Regions from separate parts of the Mus musculus genome. Here region 2 is linked to region 1. A link is a loop called in an ENCODE intact Hi-C map of the cell type or tissue named here. Cell type or tissue: heart. All regions are shown on one strand.

Region 1 (8,000 bases):
ATTAGAAGCCTCAATATTTCATGAAAAACACCATGTTAACTGTAAAGGTTTTTTAAAAATATACCGATCACCTGGAAACAAGCCAAGAAATATATAAGAAAATGTCCTACTTGTTCTTTGTATAACCTGTGGTTTTTAAAACAAAAATCCCAGCCATTCAATTATACCAATGAAGATTCAGGAGCCAAATGCTGTGGTGAAAACCTGCTAGCTTTGAGAAGCAAGGAACTCACCCAGCTGACCTTCCTACTCCACAGACATCCCAGAAGGAAAAGGCCCTTCTCCTTCTCCATGCTGTCTTAAATACCCTTCACATCAAAGAAAGGTCTTCCTTTCTGTTTACTTCACTGTCATCCACTGTCAGTTGGCAAGCATGCTCTGCCTCCTGACCTAGCATTGACTTTGTTTAGCTTTCAAATTAAAGGTGTATGCTAGGGCTGAGCCACACCACAAATGCTTGTTTACAAATACCAGAATGCTCTTGGGTTACAGGTGTATGCTAGGGCTAAGCTACACCACAACAAGGTTTTTCCAGTTTACAATCTTGAGGTTCAAAATGTGTTCAAATATCTTGCAACATTTCCCCCTTTTTGTCTAAATAAAAGACTCTCTAACATTGGTAAGCTATATACTCTGGTAAGAATTACATTCATAATACCCAGTCCATTTGTATTTGGCAACCTTGGAGAAAGTACTCTACTATATATCCTATCTTGGTAAATCAAAAGTTCTGTACCTAAATCATTTTCTATCATAACTTGCATTTATCAACATAAAAACATCTTTTTAGATCTTAAAATATTTTCTTAATTCCTAAAGAACTCAAGCTTAACTATGAGACTATAACGATAGTCTCCAACCCTATCAGAGACATGAAAAGGCTAAATATTACCTGAATAAGCAAGAAATGCTAAGTAAGCAGCTTTCATAACTACAGAAAGGACAAATACTGCTAGCTCCCTTACAATCACCCAAAATTCCTCTGCAACTTTGGAACATCCATTTCTTTGGCCTACTGGTCCAGAATATCTCACAGATTTTTCTGTGAAACAGGAATCATGAAGGACTTCTCTACGCTGTCCTGGCACATTTGGCACTTCACTTTCTTTGTGTCCTGCTTTTTTTCCACAGCTTGGACAGCATACAGTCAGCAGTTTGAAGCAAGGCCAGTTTCTTGCCTGGTGGCAGCTTGCCACATTTGAAGCAAACTCCACAAGGATGTTCTTCAATGTTCATTATCTTCTTTGAAATTGTATGGGGGTACTGCCAGAATGTGACATGTCTCATTGTCAAAAAAGTCTTAAGCTAATAAAACATCTTTAAATGCCATCTATCTCAGTGTATTTGAATAGGGAAACGTTGCTTGTCTCTAGTGTACTCTCTGATTAACTTTGAAAACATCCATGATCCATAAACTAATACCTAACAAAACTACAAGTTTGATTGACTTGCATTTCTTAATTATCCTAAACAACTTGTACTGGTAGCTTTCAAAAGGACAAGAACTTTACGTTGCATTTTTAAGAATCACAAAGGTGCAATATCTTAAAAGGAGTTGATACATAGTATGTTGTAACTAAAATATAACCTTAATTTTGTATCATATACAAAGATCTATACCAATGCAACCAAATACAACCTTAATTTTGTATCAATATCTGTAAAAGTAGATTCAATTATCTACCTTTCTTCCCTATTATTCCTATACCCCCTCCCATTTTTGTCTTTAAAAAATCCCAGAAGGAAAAAGTCCATTCTCCTCTACAACTTCCTTAAATACTTCCTAACTTAATCTCTTTCCTTTCTGTTTACTTTTCTGTTTACTCCCTGTCAACTGATTGCTTGTTCCTCATCTTAACCTAGGGTTGACTTTGTTTAGCTCTTGTGTTAAAGATGTGTGCCGGAAGGAAGGAAGGAAGGAAGGAAGGAAGGAAGGAAGGAAGGGAGGGAGAGAAGGAGGAGGGGGAGGGGAAGGGGAGGAGAAAGAATTGGGGGGGGGGGAAGGAAGGTAGGTAGGTGTGTGCTAGGGTTGAGCCACACAAGGTTTTTCCAGTTCTCAATCCTGGGGTTCACAATGTGATCAAATATTCTATAACAATAATCAAACTCCATTACCTACTGGAAGTAACTCCTAAAGGCAACAAAAGAAATGAAATCTGGCAAGGGGATTATGGAAACTGGGATTCAGGAGGGGGTGAGAGAGGTGGAGTCTCAAACCCAGGAAACAAGACTCCAGAGACCAGCACTAAGGTGCAGATCTACTGTGCTACACAGCAGCAAGAGTGTTTATATGGCCTTTGGGCCAATAGAGAATTGACACAAGCTCTAGAATAGTCAACCATCTCACAGGCATTATGGGGAGGTGCCAGGCTGCCAGCACCCACGTGGACTTCCATATAGATGGAGGGTTGAAGCACCCACTGCACTGTTTTGGGCCATCCTGAGGCTCCAGTAGTTTGCTAGGATCCTCTATTTTGTGTGCACAGTATGCCAGTGTACATGGTCACTAGTACTACAGAGGAGCTTAGAGGCTTTGCTTACCATCCACTAGGCCACATCCAGGGGCTCAGCACCCACAATGGGTATGTTTCATTTTTCAGAATTTAGGAAACTAAAGTTTGTACACCATACCACTGATTATACTCAGGGTTTCAATGTGCAATGGCTATGAGTTTTTTTTGTTGTTGTTGTTTGTTTTTTGTTTTGTTTTGTTTTGTTTTGTTTTTCAAGACAGGGTTTCTCTGTATAGCCCTGGCTGTCCTGGAACTCACTTTGTAGACCAGGCCTCGAACTCAGAAATCCGCCTGCCTCTGCCTCCCAAGTGCTGGGATTAAAGGCGTGCGCCACCATCACCCAGCGGCTATGAGTTTTGAAAAAGCTGATTCTGGGGCTAGAGAGATGGCTCAGGGGTTAAGGGCCCTGGCTCTTCTTCCAGAGGTCCCAAGTTCAATTTCCAGCAACCACATGGTAGCTAGCTTACAACCATCTGTAATAGAATCCTATGCCCTCCTCTGGTGTGTCCAAGGAGAGCCACAATGTACTTAAGTACATAGAATAAATAAATCTTAAAAAAAAAGCTGATTCTGTAATTATACATTTACTGGAAGTAATCACTAATATAGGAATTCCTGTACAATATCCCTACATATATATCCAGAAAGATGAAGCAATTCTTTGCAAATTATAATATAATGTTACAGGTATACCAAACAATCATATAGGACAGGCAATTATAGAAAGATCTAATTGTATTTTAAAAGAAATGCTTATAAAACAAAAAGAAAGAATAAAGACCCTCTAGGATAGACTAAATAGTACTCTGTTTAAATTTCCTAATGTTAATGAGAAAGGAACAACAGCAGCTGAGAGACACAGGGTTATTTTTAAAAAATTGTGGAATTAACTCAGTCTATATACTATAAGGATGTATTAACATCAGAACGGAATCCAAGAATATCTTGCATTGGGGACATGGATTTGTTTATCTTTCTATAGGAAACAAAAAGCTGTGATAACATCAAACAAAGCTAAGAGTTGATCGGGAGATCTTCTGAGAAGATAACCTGACCAGTCACTGCCTTTGCCTTCGAGCCAAAAAATCCTGGTCAAGAGATCTTCGATCCTTAACCACTGAAAGGTCTATGAGCAGGACTTTGGTCTACAGCAATACAGAGGCCATCTACAATGCAGAGCAACAATAGGCCTATGTGAAGAATTTTAAGACAGACTGCTGAATACCACATCCTGCATGCCCAAGTCAGAACTATAAGTAAGCCAAAGGTTCACAGAACTGAGGGAAGAGAGATTAAGAGACTTTGACAAGGAACTCCAGAAAATAAGATGCTAGAAGATAAGACAGTCCAGGATTATAAATGGTTCAAGAAATACTCAAGTTAGCCAGACGTGGTGGCGCACGCCTTTAATCCCAGCACTCGGGAAGCGGGGACAGGCGGATTTCTAAGTTCGAGGCCAACCTGGTCTACTGAGTGAGTTCCAGGACAGTCAGGGCTATACAGAGAAACCCTGTCTCGAAAAACAAAACAAAACAAAACAAAACAAAAACAGAAAGAAAGAAAAGAAATGGATATAAAAAGGCAACAGAAGGGCTAGAGCATGACTGTTCTTCCAGGGGTCCTGAGCTCAATTCCCAGCAACCACATAGTGTCTCACAACCATCTGTAATGGGATCTGATGCTCTCTCCTGGTGTGTCTGACGACAGCGATAATATACTCACATACATAAATTTAAAAACTTAAATTAAAAAAAAAGAAAGAAAGAAAGAAGAGAAGAGAAGAGAAGAGAAGAGAAGAGAAGAGAAGAGAAGAGAAGAGCAGAGCAGAGCAGAGCCAAGTCAGCAGAGACAGAGCGCGGTAGAGCATTAGAGGAGGATTGGACTAGGGTCAGAGAAGAGTAGGGCAGAGTAAGTACAGTTCAGGTGGCAGAAGAGTAAAGTCAAAAACAGTGAAAGGTGATAATTGAGAAGGTGACAGTTGAGCCAGGAGAAGCTGAGCTGAGTCAGAAAAGATATTGTTAGAAGACAAGAGAAAAACCCACACAAAGAGAGAAAAAAGAAAATAGCTATAATTGAGGACAGCCAGGGCTACACAGAGAAGCCCTGCCTCAAAAAAAAGCAAAACAAAAAACAAAAAGGAAAGGGTTAAGGAGCCGAGTGGCAGCTGTGCTGTGAGCCAGGAGAAAGCTTCAGGCCAAGCAGAAAGACTGAGCACAGGCTCAGCGCAGCCAGACTCTTGCCAACATCACCCTCTTGTGGCAAATTTGGCAGACTGCACTATTTCATTAAGGCCAAGTCACATGCAGTCTGTCCACTAGTCTGTCCAGACTGACTGACATCCTCTAACCTATCCTCTGTACTCTGCACATGACCTGAAAACGCTGGACCAAGGCTCATCCTTGAGGAGCGCTATCCTAGACTAATTTCCTTATATTTTTTATGTAGACCAGGCTAGGTTGGATCCACCTGCCTTCCAAATGCTGGGATAAAAGGCATGTACCACCACCTAACTTTTTATTCTACAAAAATGCTAGCCTCAAAGAACTTAGTCTTAATTTCTATCTTACAAATGGGACACAGAATAAAGTCTTAAGCGAACTGCCCACAAACTTGCTAACTGCTTGTGGAAGCCAACAATGAGTAAGGTACTCACTAGCATAAGACAGCCACAGAATCTGTTACTGCTATTTGAAAGGCATGCAAGGGCGAGGCACAGAGTACTGATAATAAACTCCTAGGCATTGGGCAGTTTAGGAGTAATCAGGGAAGAGCAATACATCTGGAAACAATTTCAAACGCAGTAGACAACAAGCAAGCCACTGCACCCACTCATGAAATGCATCCCTCAGGCCGGACATGATGGCGCACGCCTTTAATCCCAGCACTCGGGAGGCAGAGGCAGGCGGATTTCTGAGTTCGAAGCCAGCCTGGTCTACAGAGTGAGTTCCAGGACAGCCAGGGCCACACAGAGAAACCCTGTCTCGAAAAACAAACAAACAAACAAACAAAAAAGAAAAAAAAGAAATGCATTCCTCGCTTTAACAGAAAAGGATTCTTAGGGGGCGCTGGTGCCATCATGTTTATTTAAAAAAAATTGTACATAGGGAAAAAAGCAACTTTCCTTTTCATCAACTAATCTCATTTTATGTTTTGAGATGAGGTTTCTTGTAGCCCAGGTTATCCTTGAAAAGCCTATGTAACCACCTTAATTTCTTTATCAAGCTAGGATCTCATAGGTGTGGATGACAATGCATGGTTTACCGCTCACTTTTTAGTTAAAGACAGGGTGGTCATTTAAGAATTAAAGGAAATAAAGTCAACTACTGTTCTATTACACGCATAGCTCATTCAGCTGCCCCCTCTATATCTAGATATGAGGACAATGCTTTAAACTTCCCTTGATTGGCCCGAGCCTACAATCAAACAAGTGAGAACCTAACCAAGCCTGCTCCAAAAACAAAACACAAACTCAAGGTGTATACCTCGACTTTGAGCACCCAAAAAAAAAGTAAAATCAAACACAAATGATGAGGGTTAATAAATCGGCCTTGAGGAACATGCTTACAATCCCAACACAGAGAAAGCTGAACCAGGAGAGCCAAAGCTCCAGAACAGCATAGGCTACACCTTAAGACCCAAAGTAACAATAAGTCTTTAGAGCTCTTCTTCCATAATGCCTAAAAACTATTCCAAGTAACTTACTTGTGGTTAGAGATGACCCACTGTCTAAATTCACTTATTGCTATAGCACAGAATCCAAATTCAGTTCTCAGAACCCATGTAGGGCAGCTTACAACTGCTTCTAATAACTCCAGGCACCTTATGGTCTCCAAACATAGCATAACTCATACAAATACATAAACATAAATGAAAATAAGATAAAATAAATCCTTTTCATTTCTCTTCTTTGTTTTGTTGTTGTTATTTAATATAGGGTTTCTGGGCAGTCCTGGAACTAGCTCTGTAAATCATGTTGGCCTTGAATGTAGAGATCCACCTGCTTCTGCCACCTGAGTGCTGGGATTAAATCAATGCACCAACACTGATTGGCTATAAATCTTTTTCTTAAAACATACTGGTTCTTGGGACTGAGTGATGACTAAGTGTTTAAGAACACCTGGTGCTTTTGCAAAAGATCTAGGTTCGGTTCAAAGTTCCCACATAGGAGCTTAGAACCATCCTTACTATACAGCAGTTCGGGGGATCTAGCACCCTCTTCGGGCCTCTACAGGCACCAGGCATGCACACAGCACACATATACTGGCAGGCAAAACACTCAATATACATTTAAAAAGAACTGTGTTGGCGGGGCTACAGAAATGGCTCAGAGGTTAAGAGCACTTGTTGCTCTTGCAGAGAACTCAGTTTCAGTAATCAGCACCTGTATAAAGTGTCCCATAAATAGTCACAAACCCAGTTCCAGTAGACTCAACAGGTATGCATGTAGCATACCCATACACCCACACAGACAAAACCTTCACACACATAATACAATCTTTTTTAAATATTTAGATATATTGATTCTTACTTTTACATTATTTTATTATTACTATCATTATTTTGCATGCATGGATGTTTATGCATCACATGCAGAGGCCATAAAGGGGCACTGGAAATTGTACTGGCTGGCTTTGTGTGTCAACTTGACACAAGTTGGAGTTATCACAGAGAAAGGAGCTTCAGTTGAGGAAATGCCTTACAGCTGGATCTCATGGAGGCATTTCTTCAACTGAAGCTCCTTTCTCTGTGATAACTCCAGCCTGTGTCAAGTTGACACACAAGACCAGTAAATTTGTACCAGCATAGTGGTGTATTCCTGTGACAACCTGATAATGTTTTGGGGAGGACTGTGGAAGGACTTTGGGCTAGAAGAGCCATTGAAGCGGATATTCTGTAGGAGCTTGGAAGATAATGTTGAGAACAGTGCAAATGATGGAGGCCAGCCTTGTAAAATTTCAGAGGAAAGACTCTTATCAGGGTCGTGATGTTTTGATTGTGAAGATTCTGTGGTTTTGGTTAGCTGGGGCTGAAGAATCGGCTGTGATTAACAAGATACCAGAACTACTAAAGCAAATCTTTGTGTTACTGGGACTATTGATGCTGGTTAGCTGGAACTAAGAAATTAGTGTTAATTAAGAAGAGACCAGCATCACAGAGGTGAAATCTTCTGGGAAGTGTTTTTTGAGAGCTGTTTTCCAGAGATAGCCAAGGATGTACTTCATGCTGCAGCTGGACTTGGTAATGTATAAGAGTCACCCAGGTGGTACTGGTTATGAGACATGAAGGGGTCATGAAGAGCAGCTGAGGCCCAGCACTGTGAGAAGTCATGAAAGGCTATTGGTGTAGGTGCAGCTTCAGTTGCAATTGATGGCCCAAAACCATTGTGGGGTCATGCAAAAGAGTTGAAGAGAGCCTATGAGTGGATCCTATTACTTCGGATCCTATTACAGTTGGTTGAGAGCCATCATGTGGTTGCTGGGATTTGAA
Region 2 (8,000 bases), 120 kb before region 1:
TCAGCTTGACCATGTCTTATCATTTTGAATATGATAAGTTGAGTAAGTTGCCACATGCTGGCTGAGAGCTCCAGTGTTTTAGGTGTTAATAGATCCCCATTTCCTTCAAAGGTCCTGTTGTCTACACAGGGCCTCAGTTGTCTTGGGTTTTCTTCCATTGTTTTTTGGTGCTTTAAAGTTTCACTTCCTAAACATGTTGGCTTATACCTGTAATAAGCCAGCACTTGAGAGCCTGAGGCAAAACAGGATTGCTACAAGTTTGGGGCAGCCTGGGCTACATAATTAGCTGTCGTTACCATGAATCAAAATATAAGCGAAGCTTAAGCTCCTAAACATTCCCTGCAGACTCAGGTCCTCTACACCTTGACTCTGTTTAGTGGCTGTGTTCTCTCTGATCCAAAAGTGGACAGAAATATCTCTGAGAGCTGGTGAGTTGGCTCTGCAGTGATACTTACTGCCATGCCATCCTGATGACCTGAGTTCAATCCCTGGCACTCATGGTGGAAGGAGAACCATGAACATGCATACACACTAAAATTTAATAAAAGTATAAATTAAATAAAAAGAAATATTTCTAAGTTAATAAACATATATACACACACACATATACATACATACACACACACACACACACACACACACACACAGAGAGAGAGAGAGGTGTATGTTTTTTGTTTTTTTGAGATAAGGTCTCACTCTGTAGCTTTGCTTGGCCTGAACTCTGTACATAGACCCTGTACGAAGACCAGGATATTCTGGAACTCAGAGATATGCCTTCTTCCTCCTGAGGGCTGGGGTTAAATTCATGAGCCACCATGCCCAGGTTTTGCTGTCATGTTTTTCTGTTGCAATTAACTCTGCCATGATAGCAGAAAGGTAGCAATTGATATTCCATAAGCAAATTAGCATAGCTGTGCTCCACTCAGACTTCCTAATGGGGCTAAGATACACTTCAGGTTTAGTTTGAATTCAGCCCCCAGTGCTGAATAATTCAGGTGTGCTGGCACATCCTGAACTCCTTGCACTCAACAGGGTCAGTAGTTTAAAGTCATCCTTGGCTAACTAGCACTAGCAAGTGCAAGGCAAGGCTTGAGTAAAGGATACTATGTTTCAAATACCAACAGAGACCTTATAGTAACAGCAGTGGCCTGGATTTGGTGTGCAGTCAATGGCTTGCCAATGCCTACTCTGAACACTTGGGAGGAGATCATAGAAACAGAAGCCTTCCAAAGCCTTATGTGAAGAGCTTCCCTGACTCCACAGGAGTTGCTGGTATTTATGGAGTGAACAATCTGCTCAAGCCAGTGCCAGCCCTTAGAACTCTTTATAACTGGTTTTTATTATTTTTCCACATTCTTGATATCCAGTTTTGTTTTGTCTGGGGCAGGGTTTCTCTGTGTAGCCTTGTCTATCCCAGAACTCAATCTATAGACCAGGCTGGCCTTAAATTTGGAGATCCACCTGCCTCTGCCTCCCAAGTGCTGGGATTAAAAGCCTGCACCATCCCTGCCTGGCATGAGCTTTCTTTTTAGGTTGTATTTGTTGTTGCTGTGTTTAAATGTGTGTATAGTGTGTGTCTGGTACAGGTCAAACGGCAGCTTTGTTGAGTCGGTTCTCTTCCTGGCATGTCTCTGTGGATTGTGGGAGCTAAACCCATGGTCTTATGCAGGTCAGTCACTCTGTCACTGACTGATAGCCACAGCTTTTTCTTAGTTTCAGAGACAGGGTCTTATTTTGAATCCTAGGCTGACCTTGTACTCTCAAATCTTCTTGCCTCAGGCTATTAAGTACTGGTTTTCTTTTCTTTTTGTTTTTTAAATATTAATATTTTATTCCAGTTTATTCTCATAACTACTTTTATTATTATTTATTTATTTTTGGATTTTTAATTGGATTTTTTTATTTGTTTACATCTCAAATGTTATCCCCTTTCTCAGTGTCCTCTCTGCAGACCCCCATCCCATCCTCCCTTACCCTGCTTCTGTGATGGTGATGGTGCTCCCCCACCCACCCATCCACTTCTGCCTCACCATCCTAGCATTATCTACACTGGGACATTGAGCCTTCACAGAACTAAGGGCCTCCCCTCTCTTTTCTTTTTCTTAGTGATTTATTTTTATTTTGTGTGCATTGGTGTTTTACCTGCATATGTCTGTGTGAGGATGTTAGATCCCCTGGAACCGGAGTTACAAACAGGTGTGAGCCACCATGTGCGTGTTGGGAATTGAATCTGGGTCCTCTGAAAGGGCAGCCACTGCTCTTAACCACTCAGCCACTCTCCAGCCCCTTTGTTTGTTTGTTTGTTTGTTTGTTTGTTGTTTTTGTTTTTCCGAGACAGGGTTTCTCTGTGTAGCCCTGGCTGTCCTGGAACTCATTTTGTAGACCAGGCTGGCCTCGAACTCAGAAATCCTCCTGCCTCTGCCTCCCAAGTGCTGGAATAAAAGGCGTGCACCACCACCCCTAGCCCCTTTGTTTCTTTGTTTTGTTTTGTTTTTAACATAAAATTTCAGGCATCTGTTTAAAATATGTTTTTTAAAAATAGAGAGAATGAAAAAAAAAGAATAGAGAGAATGGCATAGCAGATGCCCATGCTCCTGTCATGAAGTTTAGACACTTAACAGTTCATAACAACTTTTGCTCTGTGTATACTTTTACACTTGCTTTCTTTGGAAGCAAGGCCAAGAATCATGCATGAACACACTTGTGCCTTGAATTCATCCACCTGCCTCTGCACAAATATGCAGGCAAAACAGCCACACACACACCATTGTGGCTGACCCAGCAGAGCAGATTGTGTTACTGAGGAGTCTTGACGGGCACAGCTGCTTTCTAGGTGAGGGTCTTTTCTCTAGACTTGTTTCCTTCAGCTCTGAAACAACACAGTTCTCACTTATCCTCCGCCACTGTTGTGCCCACCCTGACTTGGTAAATGACTTCATCCTTGGGATGAAAATTGGGCTATTTATAGTCTTTGAGGACCATTTTTGAAACTGGTTAGACTTCTGTCTGACAAAGTAATGAGCCACACTGCCATATGCAAAGCCCTTGGGGAATCATGTGTTTTTTGTTTTTTTTTGTTTTGTTTTGTTTTGTTTTGTTTTTTCGAGGCAGGGTTTCTCTGTATAGCCCTGGCTGTCCTGGAACTCACTTTGTAGACCAGGCTGGCCTCGAACTCAGAAATCCGCCTGCCTCTGCCTCCCGAGTGCTGGGATTAAAGGCGTGCACCACCACGCCCGGCGTGTTTTTTGTTTTTAAGACAAGGTTTCTCTGTGCAGTCCTGGCTGTCCTAGAACTCGCTCAATATATCAGGCTGACCTGGAGGTTGGAGGTATTTGGCCACTGTCTGGCTTATTTGTGTGGATGTTTTGCCTTCATATTTGTCTGTCCACCATGTGCATGGTGGCTCATGTAGGCAGGTGGTGGTTGTGTATGTCTTTAATCCCAGGACTTGGGTGGTAGAGGCAGGTGGACTTGGGTGGCCTTAGGCAGGTGGGCCTAAGGCCAGCATGGTCTACAGAGTGAGTTCTAGGACAGCCAGGGCTATACCTGTCTCAAAAACAAAGAAGCAAAAAAAAGTCAGAGGCGCATGTTGGCCTCAACTTTTTATTTTCTATTACCAGAGATGACTTAGAACTCCCAGTCCTCCTTCCTCCATTTCCCAATGTGGGATTCAGAGACGTGCTCCCACTATACAGTACTGATGCTCAAATCTTGTGAACATGATTAATCTAAACTCCATCCCCAGACCTGGTTTTTGTGGTGTTTTGTTTGTTTGTTTTATTTTTTGATGCAGTATATAACCCACGTTAGCCTAGAACTTCCGTGGAGACCAGGCTAGACTTGAACATGAAGCAGTCAGTCCTGCTGCTGCATCTGAGTGCTGAGTTACAGGCAGGTCTCACCACACATTTGGTTTTCCAAGACACAGTTTTTCTGTCCTTGGCAGTCCTCACATGTACAGAGATCTACCTCCCTCTGCCTCCCAAAGGCTGGGACTAAAGGTTTGCACCACCGCAACCAGCTTAGTAACATGGTTTTTTTTTCATTAATTAATTAATTAATTTAGGTTTCTCCAGACAGGGTTTCTCTGTGTAGTCCTGGCTGTCCTGGAACTCACTCTGTAGACCAGGCTGGCCTCGAACGCAGAAATCCGCCTGCCTCTGCCTCCCAAGTGCTGGGATTAAATGTACAAACACCATGCCGAGCAGTGATGTGTTTTAATGAGCTCTCTAGGGGATTATTCAAGTCATGGCTAGAATGAAACACATTTCTTCTTCCCAATTTAGACAACTTAAACTGCCAACCACCCAGCAAAGCTTTCTCCCAAGGTCCAGAGACATTGATGTCCACCCTCAACATAGTCACTGCTTTCAGATCTAATTTCATTCCCAGCCCTCCCAAGTCCTCAGAAGCCTTAAGAGACAGAAGAAGAATAAAATCCAGGCACAGTAGTTTGGAAGTAAAATTGCAGCCTTCACCCAAGTGAGGAAGAGCAGGTCTCCACTCTTAACTGTGGAGTCGGCTCAGTTTCTTGGCACAGTGCTTTCTCCCTTGACTCCAGTCCAGGGATTAAAATCAGTTTATATTTAAGAGGTCTTCTCTATCTATTCTAGAGTCTTCACCAGGGTTACCTATAGGAGATGGGTGCCCTGCTTAGCACTGTATCAACAACCAAGTCAGGCATTACAAAGCAGTTTGTAAGGAATTTACCATGTGTAGGACCTGGAGGGAACTTGGCTCGGTTTTTTGAATGGACGTTGAGCAAATACCTAGCGCTATTTTCTAAAATCATCCTATTCCCTTTCCTGGTTGAGATCCAGATGCCTAGTCTGTGGTTTGGATTTCCAGGTGAGGAGGCTTAGGCTGTGGTATGCATCCTAGCTGTAGCCTAGCTTTCATGCTCTCAGGTCGGCACCGAGTCCCCCCGGCCAGCAGAGGGCGTACGGTAATGCTGCCAGTTGCTGAGCCCTCGAAGGTACTGTCGCGGTCTGGGGCCGCAGGGACTGGTGGGATCGCGATGGCGGCTGCCAGGCGGCTCATGGCGCTGGCTGCCGGCGTCTCTCCGCGCCTCCGGCCGCCGGATCCCCTTGTCGCTTCCGGGCGACAAGGATGTTCGCGCGGCTTCTCATCAAGCTTTGTCCGCTCTGATGGCACTCAGGAAGCTGCCGAGGTCGAATCAGAGGTGGCCCCTAGCGAGCCTGGGGAGGGTGACGGAAGCATGGTGAACGGTGAGGATAGTGAAGCTGAGATTTGGCTCCGATGTCCTTGACTAGGGAAGACAAGCAAGGGGTGCGGGACAGCGCCCGGTCAAGGCTTTATTCTGGAAAGTAGTTTAAACTTTTTACATCTGTGAGTCTCTGCCTTGCTGTTAGAAAGCCTGGTGTGTCTTAGGTCCACCTAGAACCCAGCACACCTGCATGTAGATGGATGGGGGCGAGGCGGGGGGTGGGGGGAAGAATCACTTAAATATCCTACTTCTGCCAGGTTGAGTGGCATTGAGGGTTAGCTCTGACATCATGATTAGTACATCATGGCCATTAAGATAGGTGGAGTGAGCTCGCTGGCCTTTCTTTACCCATCTTGAAGATCTGGGGGTGTGGTGTCTGTGCATATCTACTTAGCATAGGGCTGCAAGATGGGTTCAACTCTCCTTGAGTCTGCTTAGGAACTGTTTATAACTACTTGGTTCTTACATGATTCATAACACAGCATTTAGGAGAGTGGTCCAGGCAGGACCCTCCTATTGTGCTAGTTGACAGAAATCTGTTCCAGATAAATATCCCAAATTAGATAACCAGGTTATTCCAGAGTTTTGGAGGAATATTTTCAAAATTTAGCACTGGTGAAATGGGTCCTCTGGTAAAAGCGCTTGCATACAAGTCTGGTAGATAATAAACTCAAATTCCAACCCCTTATCACAGTGGAGGGAGAGAATAGGTCTGCCAGGGCTAACCTCTGACTTCACGTACATGTGTACACACATATTAATGATTTTTTTTTTTTTAATTAGGGTCTCACTCTATAGCCCTGGCTGGCCTGAAACTCAGAGATTCACATGTCTTTGTCTCCCAAGTGAGGGGATTAAAAGTTAACACCTGCTCAGCAATAAATGAACTTTTAAAAAGACATAAGAATTAAATACAGATCCTATCTGAACATGGCTGGCATTCTCAGGTTCCCCTTGAAGAATACTCTATCCACTGCTAGGTGAAAATTTCTCAAATAATTATGATGAAGCAAGTACATGGTACTCTAGATCAATTCCACTGTGGAGTAATATAAGCTTAATGTAATGCCACACATGACAGTGGCAAATGAGGAGACTTCTGAAGCCTTCTCTCTAAAGATTTCTGACTCTGTGTGAATGGGCACTTCATTTTGTTTTGAGTTGGGCCATATTGCCTCTTTGTGGTCCAACTAAGCCCTTGTCTGGCAGGAGCTGCTGCTAGATGAGATATGGCAGACATTTTTGTTTAGAGGTTAATGTCGAGAATAAGTGGAAGGGAAGGGATGGCCTCCTGGTGTCTGATGCCCCTTTCCGGTATGTCAGGGAGATAGGCGGGGTGGCTCATGCTCTGTCTTGGCTGGGAGCCTTTCTGTGGGCTCTAGAGAGGACTTCGGCAGAGGGCTGGGGTTACTTGCGAGTGGAGGCATGATCTTGAGCATCTGGGTCTCACCCCGCTCTGCAGGGCCTGCCTGTCCTTCTAACTCTGCACTGCTTAGGGGGCCTTGAGCTCTCCTGCATAGATGTGGAAGATACTTTGGTTTTGTTTGTTTGTTTGGATTTGTTGTTGTTGCTGTTTTTCAGACAGGGTTTCTCTGAATAGCCTTGGCTGTTCTGGAACTCACTCTGTAGATCAGGCTGGCCTTCAACTCAGACATCTGCCTGCCTCTGTCTTCTGGGTGCTGGAATAAAAGGTGTGCGTAACCACCACTTGGCGTTTTGTTTGTTTTTTGAATACCCTCTTTTAGACATCAGACTCACAGAGTTTATTGACTAACCAACCCAGGACTCCTAACTCCATTGAGTGCTTGGGGGTCCCGAGCCAACATCTTCAGCCCAGAGTGACTTAGATTGATACACACACACACACACACACACACACACACACACACACCTACCTACCTACCTTATGGAGTTTCGAAAGAAAAAGAATTGTAATTATTCATTCTTATTTTCTTAGCTTCTAGGGACCTATTAAAAGAGTTTCCGCAGCCTAAAAACCTTCTCAACAGCGTGATTGGAAGAGCCCTTGGCATCTCACATGCAAAAGACAAGTTAGTCTATGTGCACACGAATGGACCGAAGAAAAAGGTAAGTATTGATGGCTAAGTGAAACACTGGTTTGACTCACAGAAAACTGGCTACTCTTCCCTTTCAGGGTTTTTTTTTTTTGTTTGTTTGTTTTTTGTTTTTAAGATTTATTTATTTTATTTATATGTGTACGCTGTAGCTGTCTTCAGGCACACCAGAAGAGGACATCAGATCCCATTACAGATGGTTGTAAGCCACCACATGGCTGCTGGAAATTGAACTCAGGACCTCTGGAAGAGCAGTCAGTGCTCTTAACCACTGAGCCATCTCTCCAGCCCCCTGTTTTTGTTTTTTAAAGAGGCCAAAAAATTCTGTTTTGTTTTTGTTTTTGTTTATCTGTTTTTGTTCTTCTAGACAGGGTGTCTTTATTCCTGGGTGTCCTGGAATTCATTTTGGAGACCAGCCTGGCCTTGAACTCAGATCTGCTTGCCTCTGCCTCCTGAGTACTGAGATCAAAGGCATCTGGCACTGATCTTTTGCTTTTTGTGGAGATAAGGTTTTGTGTAGACTAGGTTGGCTTAGAACTTACTCTGTAACAGGATCTGGCCTTGGATTGCTGGTTTTCCTGCCTCCACTTCCCAGATCCTGAAGGTATTCTATACACATGAAAAATGACTTACAGATGTGTGCCACTGTGCACTCAGAAGAGAATCTCATAATACAATTCAGTTTGAAGAGTCAGCCA

The links. A loop is a pair of places that touch in the nucleus more often than their neighbours do. Peaks named below come from ENCODE experiments on the same cell type or tissue, not always from the same donor. Only the 100,000 strongest peaks of a DNase experiment are listed, where the experiment ranks them.
Region 2: a loop joins it to region 1, with 8 times the contacts of the local background. A loop is called at or near these places in 2 of 42 quality-filtered maps.

Annotation. Positions count from the first base shown.
Region 1 is chr9:109,982,400-109,990,399 of GRCm38, reverse strand. The region is part of intron 2 of Map4 (microtubule-associated protein 4); the gene reads right to left. Among named protein-coding and RNA genes, the nearest start is that of Map4, 55 kb to the right of the region's middle. In heart, a CTCF peak has its summit at 4,771 (motif pointing left); a DNase peak (open chromatin) is centred at 4,789.
Region 2 is chr9:110,098,044-110,106,043 of GRCm38, reverse strand. Dhx30 (DEAH (Asp-Glu-Ala-His) box polypeptide 30) reads left to right here. Exons shown (of 23, transcript NM_001252682.1): 6 at 7,185-7,315. Among named protein-coding and RNA genes, the nearest start is that of Dhx30, 16 kb to the left of the region's middle. In heart, a CTCF peak has its summit at 4,929 (motif pointing right); a DNase peak (open chromatin) is centred at 4,983; H3K4me3 peaks cover 1,315 bases; H3K27ac peaks cover 732 bases.